2 separate regions of the Homo sapiens genome follow, and region 1 is linked to region 2. A link is an interaction called in ENCODE POLR2A ChIA-PET data of the cell type or tissue named here. Cell type or tissue: PC-9. All regions are shown on one strand. Each heading gives the region's core, and the rest is flanking DNA. Links, peaks and the distances in the headings are about the cores only.

Region 1 (8,805 bases), core at 437-8,436, 300 kb after region 2:
AATGCAAGGAAGTGCAGATAAATAGCTAATGGGCTGTAGAAGGAAGCTAGTCCTTGGAGGGCTTGATCAAGGAAGGTCCTTTTGCATGTCACCTTTGAAGAAGAGGGGACATAGAAGAGGTATAGTGCATCCCGGAGTGTACCTGGAAGGGAACATGAAAAGAGGACATTTTTCTCTGGGACATGGGGACTCCACTTGCATGAACTCTGGAATTGGGGCAAAGAACCATCATGAGAACAAGGGCTTCCTTGAACCTCCCAGGCTCATTGGCTGATCTAAACCCTGTGTCCCCTCTTTCCTTCACTCTCCTCTGTTTTCTATACCTGTATTATTGGACTGGACTGGAAGCCACCTGATCTATCACAAGTACCTTGAAATGTGTTGAATAGGTGTGGCACAGTCCTTAGCAGAGTGGCACTACCCCCACAGGAATTTGTTTATACCGTTGGCATGGAAAATAGCAGGAAATGAGTGATCACTGATAACTGAGGATGCTATTTATTATTGGCCAAAGGAATACTTGTGTTGTATTTGCATAACCACTCACAAACTGTTGATTACAAATGAGTACCAGACCTAGCTCCTTCAAGTAAAGGATCCTGAGAACTGAAGGCAAACAGAGCTCCAGGAGTCCAAGACAGAGCCACAGACCACGAGGATCCCTGGCCCAGGTAGGTGGTCCTCCTGCACTGGCTTTCAAGGCCAACAGGATGGATGGGGAAGTAGAGTAGCATCTGGCCATCTAGACCCTTGCTTTTTATCCCCACTGGAAGCACATCTGAATTTCTAAATATGATCTCTGAGACCTGCCCAGAACACCTTGCTCTCAGCCCCAGTAGCAGCCTGCTCTCTCCCAGGAGGGCTTCCACTAACAAGTAGGGCATTGCTGGAGGGCCAGGCAGACACTAGCTTAGGAAATCCACCAACCCTGGAAATGCTAGTCCCTTCTCTGAAGGCTCAGAAGACTGACTTTAGAGTCTAGAAAATATTGGTCCTTGGGAACAGATTTTGAGTGCAAAGAGATGGACTTCAGATGGCCAGATGCACTGCTTCTTTAGGGAATTCTGTGAAAGCTCCCTGCATTTATCTTAATACAGGCAGCAGATTTCATGAGTACCCCCGAGGGATGGCCCCAGGTCCTCCAGCCTGTGAGCATCCTTCTGTCCTTCAGCAGCACCACAGTATCTTTATATGTCTTTGGATACCTACGTTTCTGCCAGACATCTCTTGCTCTGATGTTCTGGCTGCCAAATTCTCTGTCAAGCGCCTCCAATTTTTTGTGTCCTTTGATTTACCCCAACATGACAAAGGCAGTTGTGCTTCATGTATTCAGGGATACTGCCAAACCACAAACAGGTTAAAATCAAATAGCAGATATCCCTGTTCCTAAAGACCCATCAGCTCTACCCACCTGCTCCTGCTCACCGTCCTTATTGTTGAGTCCTGAAGCCCTTCCTTGTCATTTTTATTTTTTGCATGAACAATTTAGTTCCCTTTGTCTCACTCCTAAACCTTTCTCAAAGGATTGGATTTGTACACAAACTGCCTATCTCTGCAATCTTAGAAGTGATATGATTCTGAACAAATCACTTAACTTTTGATTTTTTATCGGTAAGATGGGAATACCAATTTTTGCTCCACTTCTGTCCTATGTTGGCCTGGGCTGATGTTGAAAGCTCTCGGTCAACTGAGATAGGGTGTGCAGAATTTATATATATAAATATATCTCCTCCAACCCCTCCCAATGAAGCAAGTCACGTGAGTCAATCCTACCCTAAGATATTAGGGATTGAGCCTCCTGGGACATTTGGTGGCTTAGGTTTTCATGAAAAGAGGTTGCAGAGCAACTGCTTTTTGTTAGGCAAAGATTAGGCTACTGCAGAGACTCAGCAAACTTCTATAGAAGGTGTCAGATGGTAAGTATTTTAGGCTTTGCTTGCCAGATGATCTCTCAACTAGTTAACCATGCTATTGTAGCCTCGAAGCAGCCAGAGACAATATGTAAACAAGAGCATGGCTGTGTTTCAATAAAACTTTATTTAAAAAAACAGTCAGGGACCGGATTTGGCCAAAGGCCATAGTGTGCCAGCCCCAAGACTAGAGCAATGCACTTTTAACTTTTTTATTTTATTTTTGTAAAATGCCAAGATCCACAAAAATGCTATTGCACCCCGTGTGTTAGCACTGTGACTCAAGGTTTGGGAAATTCTGCTTTGAAGGCGTGATAGACAGGAGAGCATGGTCTGGCCCCTTGGTGCCTTTCTGGTTGCAGCGAGCATTTCAAACTACAGAGCAAGGCCAGTGGTCTGTTCAGCACTAGAGACATGCAGCAAGGTGTCCTGGGGTGAGAAGATGCCATAACTGGTCCCCTTTCTATCTCCTTAGGTCTTGGACTTCATTCCATTTTCTGTTGAGTAATAAACTCAACGTTGAAAATGTCCTTTGTGGGGGAGAACTCAGGAGTGAAAATGGGCTCTGAGGACTGGGAAAAAGATGAACCCCAGTGCTGCTTAGAAGGTAAGGTTCTTGTAGAAATCTACCTCAGGGCCAAAGTGTAATTCCTAGAGCAGAACTTTGCTAGGTGCTGTGCACAGACCCAGTTGTTTCCTGCTGACTTGCACAGTAAGTGAGCTTTCAAATTTCCCTGGACAAATAACTAGACAAGAGAAATTCTGGAAGGGAAAAGGAAGCTTTGCTTCAGTGTCCAGGCACATCAGGTAGTAGATAAAAGGATCGTCCTCACCTACAGATTTGGGGCTTTAGCATCCTGTTTGCCAACTGGATGGTTGCATATGCTTCAAAATGCACCTCTTCCCTCCCAACATTCCCAAGTGGAAGAGAAGCCTCCGATGAGAAGCAGCTCTCTAAGGCTGGGCTGAACAAATGACCCAGGCACAGGGCATCTGAGTATTCCATGAGGAACACATTTGGGTGTTGCCCATGGGGGACAATAGGAGGAGGCTTTTGACCCAAATGATTGTCTACTGAGGTGTGACGGGAGAGGCCTGTGACATGCCAGAGGCCAAACCCGTGATCCAGTTCATCTCTATTCTATGTTTCTGAAGAGGGAAGCTATGATTTAATGTCATTACTATCATGCTGCTCTAGTATTTCTCAGCACATACACAGAAGAGGGAATTAAATGGTCTTTGATACCCCTAAATCCTTGGAAAATCCGAATTGCATATGCTAACCTCACTGCGTCTGACTGCAGACCCGGCTGGAAGCCCCCTGGAACCAGGCCCAAGCCTCCCCACCATGAATTTTGTTCACACAAGTAAGGCCTCGGGGTGAGGTGATGGGGGTGGCTGAGGTGCGAGGGTGGGGATGGGGGATGGAGCCATTGGGTCCTCTTACAGGGTGGGAGAATTGTAGAATGGGGACACCTAAGGGTGCTGGATGGGGCTGAAGTCTTTCCTTTGTGGAAGCAAATCCCATTAGGAGATAACTCTGGGAAAGATGAGCCCGGGGAGGGGCAGGTGATGCTCACCTGCTAAGAGGCACAGGGCAAGGAAGAGTTTGTGCCTGGGAACCTTCCAGGTGCCTCTTCTGACCATAGCCAAGAGACTGGAGACACAGACCTCCTCCCAGCACTGAGGACAAACAGCCATGGGGCCAGTGGGGGTGCAGGGACACCCACACCACTAAGGGCTCAGGGCGGCGCCTTCAGAGCCTGAACCTTCCTCTCATGCTGCCATTTGAACACCACAACACCCTAATAGGAAACTGTTAACATTGCCACTGTTCAGGTGTGGAAACCGAGACAGACAGTGGAGATTCCCTGCCCTAGGTGACACAGGTAATAAGTGACAGATGTGGAAATTTAAAGGTACTATAACGTCTGTCTGCCTGACTCAGGCTTAAGGCTCCCATCACCTCCTCTTCTCAGGACAGAGTCAGGAGGCCTCAGCCTGAGCCCCAGCTCTAGTGCAGGTTCATGTGGGAATACTGAGCCTCACTAGTACAATGGCAGAGAGGACCAAATGGGACCAGGTGTGTAAGGGTGCCTGGCACAGTTGGGGGAGGCTGCTGTCACTTCTCCACCGCTGCTGCTGCAGTTACCTTTGATGTTTTAGTTTTGTTGTAGTTACACCATTGCTGGCTTTGGATCTGCACTGTGTCCACTCCAGGTGGAACCACGCACACAAGCCTCTCTGTCGGGCCTGTCCTGACTTCTCCTTGTCAGGGCTGGGATCTCCTTCAAATCTGGCGGAAGTGGTTCTCCAAGTCTGGTCCTCAAACGTCAGCAGCATCAGCGCCTAGAAGTGTTAGGAATACACATTCCCAGGCCCCACCACAGACCTCCTGCCTCAGAAACTCAGGGCGCTGAGGCTCTAGGGGCTGCTTTAACAAGACTTCCAGGTTATCGTGACGCACCTTGAAAGTCTGAGAGCTACTGCCCTACAGAAAGTTACTAGTGCCCTAAAGCTGGCGCTGGCACTGATGTTACTGCTGCTGTTGGAGTACAACTTCCCTATAGAAAACAACTGCCAGCACCTTAAGACCACTCACACCTTCAGAGTGGCCTTGAGAAAGATTTGGGGTCAAGGATCATGAGCGAGAACACCACTTAAGAGGATAGTGAACTAGTCTGCATGTGAGACGCTGAGATCCTATGTCAGGCTGTGATAGGAGGGAAACAGAAACCAAAGGAAAGAACAGCTTTAAGAAGCGCTTAAGAGGTACAAAGTAAAATGATGGTGCTAGAAAAGTAGCTTCTTAAAAAGAGCATTTTCCAGTCTCACCCTGGACTAACTGAATGAGAATCTCAGGAGTGTGAGGCCCAGGTATCCATGGTCTTAAAATGCCACCCACCAGGTGATTCCCAGTGTGCACCAGGGGTGAGAGTCACAGCCTTAGGCCATGCCACTCAAAGGGTGTCTTCAGACCAGCAGCACCCACAGCTCTGGGAGTGCATCAGAAAGACAGAGGCTTGGCACCACCCACACCTACTGAACCATAGTTTGCAGGTGATTTCTTGCACATTAAAGTGTGGGAAATGGAAAAGCTTAGAGTTCAGCTAGCTCGGTGACTCTCAGTCAACCTGCACCTGCTCCATGAACTCAGACTGCCTGGGATGGGCCCAGAAAAGCTCCTGAGGAGATTCTGATGTAAGGCAGGGCTGATAACCATGGATCTCATCTGACCCCATATCACTGGGGAGTTACTTAGGATCTTGCCTGGGGCCAGTCATCTCTTCCATAGACACTGAGAGTGTCCACGATGCTTGGGGCACTACAGGGTGGGAGGTGGAGGATCACGGGTGAGTCAGATAGGAAGCCTGCTCCTGGGGAGCTTACAGTGCTATAGGGCAGCGAGCCAAGGATGCCAATACCTGTGTGCAGGTACCACTGACGAGTGCAGAGCGCTGCAGCACCAGAGAGGAAGCTACCCTGTGCAGAGGGGGCTGAGGAGGGCTGCAGGGAGATGACAGGAAAGCCGGTGTTACAGGAGGAGTCCTCCCCACTCTTTGGGCATGAGGAGACCAGGAGGACATTCTACAGTGAGAAACCCAGGCAGAGGCCATGTGCTTATGGCATGGGAAAAGAATGACACCTTAGACTTATTCTCTACATTAGAATTGCCTACCACAGATACCCATATTATAGCTTCACATAGTGTGGTGGTTACTGTGTTTTCATATTGTCACATTTGCCATTTTCCAGCCACCCACCCATTCTTGACAGTCACTGGCCCAGCCTGGGGGCCCCTGTTCTTTATCAAACAAGTGCCTGAGCTCTTTGCAGAGGTGAGGGTCACCTGTCCAATCAGAGGCCAGGAGGGAACGTTCCCTTTTAAGACCCTACTCTAGGCAGGCCTGGCCCAAATGAGTTGCTAGGAGCCCACGCCCTAAGAACCCTCTGAGCACTGTTGTGGCTGGTCCTGCTGCTAGAAGTTGTTCCTCCAGGGCCAGGTGCAAGATTTGTGGCTTTTCAAAGGAGCCACTAAAGCTCCAGCTCAGCCTTGCACCGTGCTGGGCTCCTGGGGGCTTCCTGCCTCCAACCCTCCCAACTCTTCCATCACCGCTCCCTTAGCCTGGCCAGTGCAGGGATCTGTTCCACTCTAGGCACTGCTGAGGGAATGATGCCTCCAGTCAGAGGGTGCAAAAAAGAGAGTTAAGAAAAACAATGATTATAAAAAGTCCTTTTTATACGCCAGACATTTTCTTTGCTCAGGCTAAGTGCTACTTATTTGAGTAAGCATTTTAGTTCTCATAACTCCTCTCTCAAGTAGGTGCTGCTATTACTTTCATTTCACAGATGAGGACATTGAGGTTTGGAGAGACTTAGTAACTTGTCCTCTGTCCTACAGCAGAGCTGGGATTTGAATCTATCTGTCCAAATCTGGAACCCATTTGCTTGCACAGAAAGCTTAATTGCTTGTCCCAGCAAGATAGAAAGCCTGGGAGTGGAAGAAATATTCAGTGGCTGTGATGTCTGAGCCCACAGGCAGGGTGGAGAGCTAGGGCTGGGGCCCTTGGACGTGGGGAAGAAAGGGCTGAGTCTTCCATTTTCAATGTGAAGTGTTGATATCTGGTGATATTGATCTAGGTCCAAAGGTGAAGAACTTAAACCCGAAGAAATTCAGCATTCATGACCAGGATCACAAAGTACTGGTCCTGGACTCTGGGAATCTCATAGCAGTTCCAGATAAAAACTACATACGCCCAGGTGACTCTCAGTTTTGGCTGTGTTTTCTGCCTCCACCTAGCAGGGGTAAGGCCTCCTGCTAGGTGGGCTCAACTCCATGCTATACCATGCCCCATCTCCAGCAGGTGGTGGAAGCGAGGAGGAGAGGCCCCAGGGACTAGGGCATCAGATGAAGGGTCTCTAGCAATGACCAGATCTGAAAGTAGTCTTTCTGGAAGGGCTGGAGAAAAAGAAGGAGGCAGACACTTAGACTGGAAGAAGAGGAGGCTTAAACCAGTGTGATGGAGGGAGAAGTGGACCACAGAGTCAAGGGAGAGGGACTGTGCATCAGGCCTGAAACCCCAGCAGACAGGAGAGACCTTTCCCTGCTCTCAGAACCCACACATGTTCTGACTGTCTTTTTCCAGAGATCTTCTTTGCATTAGCCTCATCCTTGAGCTCAGCCTCTGCGGAGAAAGGAAGTCCGATTCTCCTGGGGGTCTCTAAAGGGGAGTTTTGTCTCTACTGTGACAAGGATAAAGGACAAAGTCATCCATCCCTTCAGCTGAAGGTGAGAGTTCTAGCTCAGTTTCCTGGGCCTTTGGCTACCCCAAAGTAAAAGGCCAAGATCCTCAATGCCTCTCGCTTTCCTGCAAATTCTTATCTTGGCCAATATAACAGGGACATCCACCTTTCTGGAAGCACCAGGCAGAAGAGCCCCATAACTTCTTCTCTGGTTCCTTGCCCCTTCTAGGGAAGGAGGAGAGACTCCTCACAGCGGGGAGACAGCAAGGAGCTGAGCACCTGTTCTCCTCTCCTGGGCTCACTGGTCCTGGCCCTGGGCGGGTGGCGGTCCCCTCCTGCTGTGGCCCTCCATGTGGCAAGCAACACAATTGGGCCAGGACCCTGGCGTGCTGCTGTAGGGTAGGAGGGTGTGAGGGAGCACTCGGAGGGCAGTGTGTCTGCCCTGCAAATTTAGTCCTGGATGGAGCACCTTTCACTTGAGGGGAGAAATCTTAGGAAGCTGAATTAGATACAGATCTAAGCCATATTCTCTAATTTTAAAAACTATAGAGCTGAGATTTTGGTATCCATCTGACTCTTACGTCTCTCTCTCTCTCTCTCTCTCAGTTTATTTTTAATCTGGGGGACAAGAAGGCCTGGAAAAGAGGGCAGGATTGCTTATCATCCCTTAAATACCAGTACCAAGGCTGACACGTCATCTTTCCCAAGGACCATCTGCCTTCTCTCTTTTCCTCCTCTCCTGTGTAAAGGCCTGGAGGATGAGCACATGTGCTGTGTTTTCCTCCCTCTCAAAGCCTGTGCTATCTAATTAATCCCTTTTACCTCACAGAAGGAGAAACTGATGAAGCTGGCTGCCCAAAAGGAATCAGCACGCCGGCCCTTCATCTTTTATAGGGCTCAGGTGGGCTCCTGGAACATGCTGGAGTCGGCGGCTCACCCCGGATGGTTCATCTGCACCTCCTGCAATTGTAATGAGCCTGTTGGGGTGACAGATAAATTTGAGAACAGGAAACACATTGAATTTTCATTTCAACCAGTTTGCAAAGCTGAAATGAGCCCCAGTGAGGTCAGCGATTAGGAAACTGCCCCATTGAACGCCTTCCTCGCTAATTTGAACTAATTGTATAAAAACACCAAACCTGCTCACTAAACTTTCTGTCATTGGGTTTCATTTCTCATTCATGCTTTAAGGATTTGTGTTTTTAGGATATAGCAAGAAGCTTGTTTAATTACAAAGTTCTGGGTTGGAAAGAGACCGGCTTCTGCTTGTGTACTGCTACCCTGAACCATCAGACATGCATGTGTGTGTCATATGCTATGATGTGGCCAGTCTGAGTGCAATACTTGCAGTGGGAAGGAGCAGCTGGGTGCATGCTGTGCTCTAGAATTAGTCTTTCCTACTGGGGTTTGGTAGATTCTGAGGGCATTGATCCTGGGGCAGAAGTGGCTGAGTCTGTGTCTAGGGTACAGTGTGCAAGAAAGAAATGTAACAGCAAGTCACAATCCAGCCAAGTGATAGTGGAAAAGGGGTAGTTAGGTCCCAGATAAGGAGCAGGGTGACTTGACCTGTGGGAAAGGCACAGAGACAAGGAATCTGGGTCAGATGACAGCCAGGAGACCAGGTGAGGGAGGAGCCAGGTACTGTCTGGGA
Region 2 (8,805 bases), core at 539-8,538:
TTCTTAATCCTGAGTTCTAATTTGATTGCACTGTGGTCTGAGAGACTGTTTGTTATGATTTCTGGTCTTTTGCGTTTGCTGAGGAGTATTTTACTTCCAATTATGTGGTCGGTTTTAGAATAAGTGTGATGAGGTGCTGAGAAGAATATATATTCTGTTGATTTGGGGTGGAGAGTTCTGTAGAGGTCTATTAGGTCTGCTTGGTCCAGAGCTGAGTTCAAGTCCTGAATATCCTTGTTAATTTTCTGTTTCATTGATCTAATATTAACAATGGGGTGTTAAAGTCTCCCACTATTATTGTATGGGAGTCTAAGTCTCTTTGTAGGTCTCTAAGAACTTGCTTTATGAATCTAGGTGCTTCTGTATTGAGTGCATATATATTTAGGATAGTTAGCTCTTCTTGCTGCATTGTTCCCTTTACCATTATATAATGCCCTTCTTTGTCTCTTTTGATCTTTGTTGGTTTAAAGTCCGTTTCATCAGAGATTAGGATTGCAACTCCTGCTTTTTTTTGCTTGGTAAATATTCCTCCATCCTTTTATTTTGAGCCTGTGTGTGTCTTTGCATGTGAGATGGGTCTCCTGAATACAGCACACTCATGGTTCTTGACTCTTTACCCAATTTGCCAGTCTGTGTTTCTAATTGGGGCATTTAGCCCATTTACATTTAAGGTTAATATTGTTTTTGTTTTGTTTTGTTTTTGTTTTTGAGATGGAGTCTCACTCTGTTGCCCAGGCTGGAGTGCAATGGCACCATCTCAGCTCACTCAACCTCCGCCCCCTGGGTTCAAGCAATTCTCCTGCCTCAGCCTCCCGAGTATTACAGGCACCTGCCACCAGGCCTGGCTAATTTTTTTATTTTATTAGAGATGGGGTTTCACCATGTTGGTCAGGCTGGTCTCGAACTCCTGATCTTGTGATCCGCCTGCCTTGGACTCCCAAAGTGCTGGGATTACAGGCATGAGCCACCATGCCCAACCCAAGGTTAATATTGTTATGTGTGAATTTGATCCTGTCATTATGATGCTAGCTAGTTGTTTTGCCCGTTAATGCAGTTTCTTCATAGTGTCGATGTTTTTTACACTTGATATGTTTTTGCAGTGGCTGGTACTCATTGTTCCTTTCCATGTTTAGTGCCTCTTTCAGGAGCTCTTGTAAGGCAGGTCTGGTGGTAACAAAATCCCTCAGCATTTGCTTGTCTGTAAAGGATTTTATTTCTCCTTCACTTATGGAGCTTAGTTTGGCTGGATATGAAATTCTGGGTTGAAAATTCTTTCTTTAAGAACGTTGAATATTGGCCCCTACTCTCTTCTGGCTTGTAGGGTTTCTGCCGAGAGATCTGCTGTTAGTCTGATGGGCTTCCCTTTGTGGGTAACCCGACCTTTCTCTCTGGCTGCCCTTAACATTTTTCCTTCATTTCAACCTTGGTGAATCTGACAATTATGTGTCTTGGGGTTGCTCTTCTCAAGGAGTATCTTTGTGGTGTTCTTTGTATTTCCTGAATTTGAATGTTGGCCTGTCTTGCTAGGTTGGGGAAGTTCTGGATAATATCCTGCAGAGTGTTTTCTAACTTGGTTTCATTCTCCCTGTCACTTTCAGGTACATCAATCAAACGTAGATTTGGTCTTTTCACATAGTCCCATATTTCTTGGAGGCTTTGTTCATTCCTTTTTATTCTTTTTTCTCTACTCTTGTCTTCTCTATTTCATTAAGTTGATCTTCAATCGCTGATATCCTTTCTTCCACTTGATTGATTTGGCTGTTGATACTTGTGTATTCTTCACGAAGTTCTCATGCTGTGTTTTTCAGCTCCATCAGGTCATTTATGTTCTTCTCTACATTGGTTATTCTAGTTAGCAATTTGACTAACCTTTTTTCAAGGTTCTTAGCTTCCTTGCATTGGGTTAGAACATGTTCCTCTAGCTCGGAGTTGTTTGTTATTACCCTCCTTCTGACGCCTACTTCTGTCAGTTCGTCAAACTCATTCTCTGTCCAGTTTTGTTCCCTTGCTGGCGAGGAGTTGCGATCTTTTGGAGGAGGAGAGGCGTTCTGGTTTTGGATTTTTCAGCCTTTTTCCACTGGTTTTTCCCCATCTTTGTGGATTTATCTACCTTTGGTCTTTGATGTTGGTAACCTTCGGATGGGGTCTTTGAGTGGACGTGCTAATCCTTTCTGTTTGTTTCTTTTTCTTCTAACAGGCCCCTCTGCTGCCAGTCTGCTGGTGTTTGCTGGAGGTCCCCTCCTGACCCTGTTTTCCTGGGTATCACCAGTGGAGGCTGCAAAGCAGCAAAGATTGCTGCTTGTTCTTTCCTCTGGAAGCTTCGACCCAGCAGGGAACCTGCCAGATGCCAGCCAGAGCTCTTCTGTATGAGGTGTCTGTCAGCCCCAACTGGGAGGTGTCTCCCAGTCAGTATACACAGGGGTCAGGGATCCACTTGAGGAGGCAGTCTGGCCCTTAGCAGGCTCGCATGCTGTGTTGGGAGATCCGCTGCTGTCTTCAGAGCCATCAGGCAGGGACGTTTAAGTCTGCTACAAGCCTGACTGGGCTGCTGCCTTTTTTACAGAGATGCCCTGTCCAGGGAGGAGCAATCTCGCAGTCTGAACACGGCAGCCTTGCTGAGCTGCAATGGGCTCCACCCAGTTTGAACTTCCCAGCAGCTTTGCTTACACTGTGGTGGTAAAACCGCCTGCTCAAGCCTCAGCAACGGCGGACGCCCCTCCCCCTACCAAGCGCCACCGTCCCAGGTGGATCTCAGATTGCTGCTGTGCTGGAAGCGAGAATTTCAAACCAGTGGATCTTACTTTCCTGGGCTCCATGGGGGTGGGAACCGCCGAGCCAGACCACTTGGCTCCCTGGCTTCAGGCCCCCTTTCCAGGGGAGTGAACAGTTCTGTCTCGCTGGCGTTCCAGGTGCCACTGGGATATGGAAAAATAAAATAAAATAAAAGCTCCTGCAGCTAGTTCAGTGTCTGCCCAGTTGGCCGCCCAGTTTTGTGCTTGAAACCCAGGGCCCTGGTGGGGTAGTCACCAGAGGGAATCTCCTGGTTTGCAGGTTGTGAAGACCATGGAACAAGTGCAGTATATGTGCCCAAGTTCCTCAGGCTGAGACCCTCACAGCTTCCCTTGGGTCAGGGGGAAAATTTCCCGATTCCTTGCGCTTCCCAGGTGAGGTGACACCCCACCCTGCTTCCGCTCAGCCTCTGTGGGCTGCACCCACTGTCCAACCTGCCCCGGTGAGATGAACCAGGTACCTCAGTTGGAAATGCAGAAATCACCCACCGTCTGCATCGATCTCGCTGGGACCTGCAGACTGGTGCTGTTCCTATTCGGCCATCTTGAACCTCTCTCCTGATCCCTGAGTTTTCAGAGAGACTGATTTGAGTAATAATAAAACTCTGGTCTCCTGCTCAGCCAGCTCTGCATGAATTACTTTTTCTCCATGTAATTCCCCTGTCTTGAAAAATGGGCTTTGTCTAGGCAGGGGGCAAAGTGAACCCACTGGGCGGTTACAATCTCACCGTGTTTCAGGAGCCTCGGGTGTTCTTGCACAAGGGGAGTCAGACTGTGGTTGAGCCTTGTCTACATGGCCTAAGTGAAGACATGCAGGGTTGCCAGGGCACTGTGGAGTTGGCACTCCATACCACCATGCTGGACCTTCCACATACCCCGCTGATAATTCTTCTGGATATTGTTTTTTTTTTTTTTTTTTTTGAGATGGTGTCTCACTCTGTTGCCCAAGGCTGGAGTGCAGTGGCACAATCTCGGCCCACTGCAACCTCTGCCTCCGGGTTAAAGCAATTCTCATGCCTCAGCCTCCTGAGTAGCTGTGACCACAGGTATGTGGTACCACACCTGGCTATTTTTTGTATTTTTAGTAGAGACAGGGTTTCACTATATTGGCCAGGCTGGCCTTGAACTCCTGGCCTCAAGTGATCCACCCACCTCGGCCTCCCAAAGTGCTGCAATTACAGGCATGAGCCACTGTGCTGAGCCTGGGAATTCTTTTTTTTTTTTTTTTGAGATGAGGTCTCACTGTGTTGCCCAGGCTGGAGTGCAGTGGCACAATCTTGGCTTACTGCAACCTCTGCCTCTTGGGTTTAAGTGATCCTCCCTCCTCAGCCTACCAAGTAGCTGTGACCACAGGTGTGCACCACCACACCTGGTAATTTTTGAATTTTTGGTAGAGGTGGAGTTTCACCTTGTTGCTCAGGCTGGTTTCAAACTCCTGAGCTCAAGTGATTTGCCCACTTGGGCCTCCCAAAGTGCTGATATTACATGTGTGAACCACCATGCCTGGCCTGGAAATTCTCCATCACTTACCTTAGATGTACTGGTAGAAGGTTGGACCAAATCCTTTTCCTTAGGCAACATTAAATGAGAGTAACCATGATGATGACTCCCAGGAGGACAATTAGGCCTGCTTGGAAAAAGATAGGCTGCAATCAGACTTCCCATCCAGAGCCAAGCCAGTTAGGTATGTCATTAATTCAGATGTCCTACTTGGCTGGCTGGCAGAAAATCCAGGGCAATGTGATCATCCATTACCGCTCACACTTGATAGCCCAAACTAGGTGCGTGGTAGGCAATTATATGCCTGATATCCACCATAAGAAGTGCTATTCATTTGGGGCAAAACTGTAAGAGTATAAGTCTCCGGCTATCGTAGCCCAACCTAGTCTCAATGCTACGTCCTGCTCAGGGCGAATTAGATTCTGCTAATAGGTTTGGGTGACCACAGCAGCAGCACAGTGCTGACGTGACGTCAAGGTCCAATTCTCACAAGACTGGAGGCTGGGATTAACAATATAAAGGAAATTTAAGTATCAGAAAGAGCCTGAAAGAAGGAATAGTTCCTGGAAGAATACTTCCAAAGTACTCAAAGGAGGAGATTTTTTTTTTTTTTTGAGATGAAGTCTTGCTCTATCCCCCAGGCGGAGTGCTTTGGCACGAACTAGGCTCACTGCAACCTCCGCCTCCTGAGTTCAAGCAATTCTCCTGCCTCAGCCTCCTAAGTAGCTGGGATTACAGGCACATGTCACCATATCTGATTAATTTTTCATATTTTTGGTAGAGGCGGGGTTTCACCATGTTGGCCAGGCTGGTCTCGAACCCCTGATCTCAAGTGATCGACCTGCCTCAGCCTCCCAAAGTGCTAGAATTACAGGCATGAGCCATCGAGCCCAGGCAGGAGGAGCTATTAAAAGTTTGTCAGCAGGGTCAGGAGGGGTAAGACAGATTGAGCAACACAAGGAAGTTTTGTTATTTTTTTTAGGTAGTGGAAGGGGACCAGAGATACCAGCAATAATAGGATAGGAGAAAGCAGGAAAGAAACCTAAGTGTCCAGAAAATTATCTTTTTTCTGATGTCTTGGGCAGAAGTTCTCCACTTCTAAAGTTGGAGGTCCTCGATTTAAGGTCTCTCGATAGAATGGGAGTAGTAGTTAGACTGAGGGCAGTGGTGATAGCCTGGACAACATGACAAAAAGATTCTGAGATGACAGGCCAAGCCAGGTGTTCTGCAGGCAAGAGCCAAGAGAGATCTAGAGTGTTCCTTCACCACCATCCTGGGCTTTTGATGTTTTTTCATGGCCATGAGATAGGTATAGCTAGTCCCTGCAGTCCTCACTCAGTCTAATACACACCATATGGCTGAGTTTATTCCTAAGCAGTGCAGCTTTGTGTGTGTGTGCGTGTGTGTGTTTGCAACTTGTGCCATCTAGAACATCTTCCACTCCCTCACATAGTGTGCCATGCCGGGACCACTTTGGGAGTCGTCACTTCATACTCATGATCAATATCATCAGTATCTATAATTGCCCAGATCCAGGAAGCATAACTGGACAGTAAAAGCAGCATCAGGTTAGGCTGGGCATGGTGGCTTATACCTGTATTCCCAGCATTTTGGGAGGCCGAGGCAGGTGGATCACGAGGTCAGGAGATCAAGACCATCCTGGCTAACATGGAGAAACCCCGTCTCTACCAAAAATACCTAAAATTTAGCCGGGTATGGTGGCAAACGCCTATAGTCCCAGCTACAGTCCCAGCTACTCGGAGGCTGAGGCAGGAGAATCTCTAGAACCAGGAAGGCGGAGGTTGCAGTGAGCCAAGATTGTGCCACTGCACTCCAGCCTGGGCGACAGAGCAAGACCCCGTGTCAAAAAAAAAAAAAAAAAAATGCTGGGCGCTGTGGCTCACACCTGTAATACCAGCACTTTGGGAGGCCAAGGTGGGTGGATCACCTGAGGTCAGGAGTTTGTGACCAGCCCGGCCGATATGGTGAAACCCCGTCTCTACTAAAAATACAAAAATTAGCCGGGCGTGGTGGTGGGCGCCTGTAGTCTCAGCTACTCAGGAGGCTGAGGCAGGAGAATTGCTTGAACCCAGGAGGCGGAGGTTGCAGTGAGCTGAGATTGCGCCACTGCACTCCAGCCTGGCGACAGAGTGAGATTCCGTCTCAAAAAAAAAAAAAAAAGAAAAAAGCAGCATAGTTTGGTTTCCCCAGGGGTGAGCGTGGGAGGGAAAGGAGGAATGAAGAAGGAGAGTATATTGTGTTGGTTTGGGTCTCTTACAGACAGTCTGGGCCTCCTCCCCGACTCCTCAAACTCACACAGATTCTATTTAAAAAGGAAGTTCCCTTTTGGGGTATTGGCACATTTAGAATCCATATTGTCTGTTTTAAGTGTGTACTCTACTGAGAATTGAGCTTTGGTTCTCTATGTACCCTTTTTAGCTTCTCCTTTAAGCATCCATCTCTCTCTCTCTCTTTTTTTTTTTTTTTTTTTTTTTTGACACCGGGTCCCATTCTGTCGCCCAGGCTGGAATGCAGTGGTTCAATCACGGCTTACCCTGCAGCCTCAACCTCCTGGGCCCAGGTGATCCTCTCACCTCAGCCTTCCCAGTAGCTGAGACCACAGGGGTGTACCACCACACCCGGATAATTTTTTGTATTTTATGTAGAGACAGAGTTTCACCATGTTGCCCAGGCTGGTCTCAAGCGATCCACCTGCCTCAGCCTCCCAAAGTATTGGGGATACAGGTGTGGGCCATGGCGCCCAGCCTCATTCCATCCTTTTATGGCATCTATTGCCTGTGGGTGATGAGGGTCCTGAGATGTCCTGGCAATGTCCAAGGTGGTTGGCCAGTGTTGGGTACTCTTGACTATAAATGCGCATCATTTGATGAGATACATTCAGGGAATCTCAGTATGTAACACAGGTCATCTGCGAGTCCCTAAATTTATGTTACATCTACCTCCTATCTGTGGTAAGGACCTACATTGCCATGCCATACCCAGAAAGGTGCCTACTGTAGGAAATGCTTAATTGCATCCCCAAGTGGAGCATTTAGGAGGTTATGTAGCCTATTTGCCAGGACTGGCCAGAATCTGGTGTCCTGAGTTTATATGTGCCCTGGAGTTTTCTTTGCCCCTTGACTGACAGGCTCATTTACCAGACTTCGGTGGCTTCCTGTGCTGGAGTCATTCATCTTTGCTTTGGGTCCCAGTCCTGCACTGTAGACAGAATGTCGTGGCCTCTGTGATGATGTATTCAGTTGTCCTTACCTGGAAGGCACAAGTCTGATTGGGTTTTGAATTCCACTCATGCTATTTCTATGGACATCCACATCCATAAAACAGAGGGCAGTGGTGTAGTATTAATAAAATCTGAGGCTGGGTGCGGTGGCTCATGCCTGTAATCCCAGCATGGGAGGCTGAGGCGGTGGATCACTTGAGGTCAGGAGTTCGAAACCAGCCTGGTCAACATGGCAAAAATCTCATCTCTAATAAAAAAAAAAAAAAATAGCCAGGCATGGTGGATCACCTGAGGTCAGGAGTTCAAGACCAGCCTGGTCAACATGGCAAAACCCCGTCTCTACTAAAAATACAAAAAAAAAAAAAAATTAGCCAGGCACGGTGGTGCAAGCCTATAATCCCAGTTACTTGGGAGGCTGAGGCAACAGAATCACTTGAACCTGGGAAATGGAGGCTGCAGTGAGCTGAGATCGTACCACTGCACTCCAGCCTGGGCAACAGAGGGAGACTCCATCTCAGAAAAAAAAAAAAAAGTCTGATACCATAATGTTCACTGCCATAGGGATTGAGACTTGATCATTTAGTCTTGCTTCCAGGCACAGGCCCGCACTGCCAGCCCATTGGCTACCGTCTCTAAATCAATGAAAAAGCAGCAAGGAGCATTTTGGAGGGGTTTTTCAGGAAAACCACCACTGTCCCCAACTCTGTCCACTGGGTAGTACCTTTTTTTTGTGTGCAAAATTTTAAACAGCTTTTGTTTTCCCCTGTGGCTGCACAGCTGCAAGGGCCAAGAACAATCCGCCAGCCTGTAACTTAGCGGGCTCCATCTGTGAACCAGCTTCAGGCATCCTCAGGGACTTGGTGTATCAATGCCTCCATGAAGCTGGAGGTGCTGGCACAAAATGTTCCTCTGGGATCAAGGGATGTCTGGCCATCTTGTAATGCCATTATGTGACTCTTTTGATGCCTGATGACCCCATTCTACAGAGTAGCCAGTCACTGGCACTTGTAGCTGAAAAGGATCATTAGAGCTAACTGGCCTGAGCAGAGTGCAGTCTGTACAGTCTGCCGGACACTGCTTTTTTTTTTTTTTTTTTAAGATGGAGTCTCACTCTGATGCCAGGCTGGAGTGCAGGGACTTGATCTTGGCTCACTGCAACCTCCACCTCCCGGGTTCAAGCGATTCTCCTGCCTCAGCCTCCCGAGTAGCTGGGACTACAGGCACACGCCACAATGCCCAGCTAATTTTTGTATTTTTAATAGAGATGAGGTTTCA

What was found. Peaks named below come from ENCODE experiments on the same cell type or tissue, not always from the same donor. Only the 100,000 strongest peaks of a DNase experiment are listed, where the experiment ranks them.
Region 1: POLR2A ChIA-PET joins it to region 2 with 10 read pairs; 3 of 35 experiments call an interaction of 5 or more read pairs at or near these places.

The regions. Positions count from the first base shown.
Region 1 is chr2:112,910,578-112,919,382 of GRCh38, forward strand. It overlaps IL37 (interleukin 37), which reads left to right and starts at 588. Exons shown (of 6, transcript NM_014439.4): 1 at 588-671; 2 at 2,386-2,517; 3 at 3,215-3,277; 4 at 6,552-6,671; 5 at 7,058-7,200; 6 at 7,984-8,305. The coding sequence starts at 2,436. The coding sequence ends at 8,232. RefSeq lists an enhancer at 6,459-6,508. In PC-9, for the core only: no CTCF peak of the experiment used is centred there; no DNase peak of the experiment used is centred there.
Region 2 is chr2:112,612,016-112,620,820 of GRCh38, forward strand. It overlaps LOC124907869 (a long non-coding RNA gene), which reads left to right. Exons shown (of 2, transcript XR_007087193.1): 2 at 2,198-3,409. Among named protein-coding and RNA genes, the nearest start is that of SLC20A1-DT, 28 kb to the right of the region's middle. In PC-9, for the core only: no CTCF peak of the experiment used is centred there; no DNase peak of the experiment used is centred there; H3K27ac peaks cover 501 bases.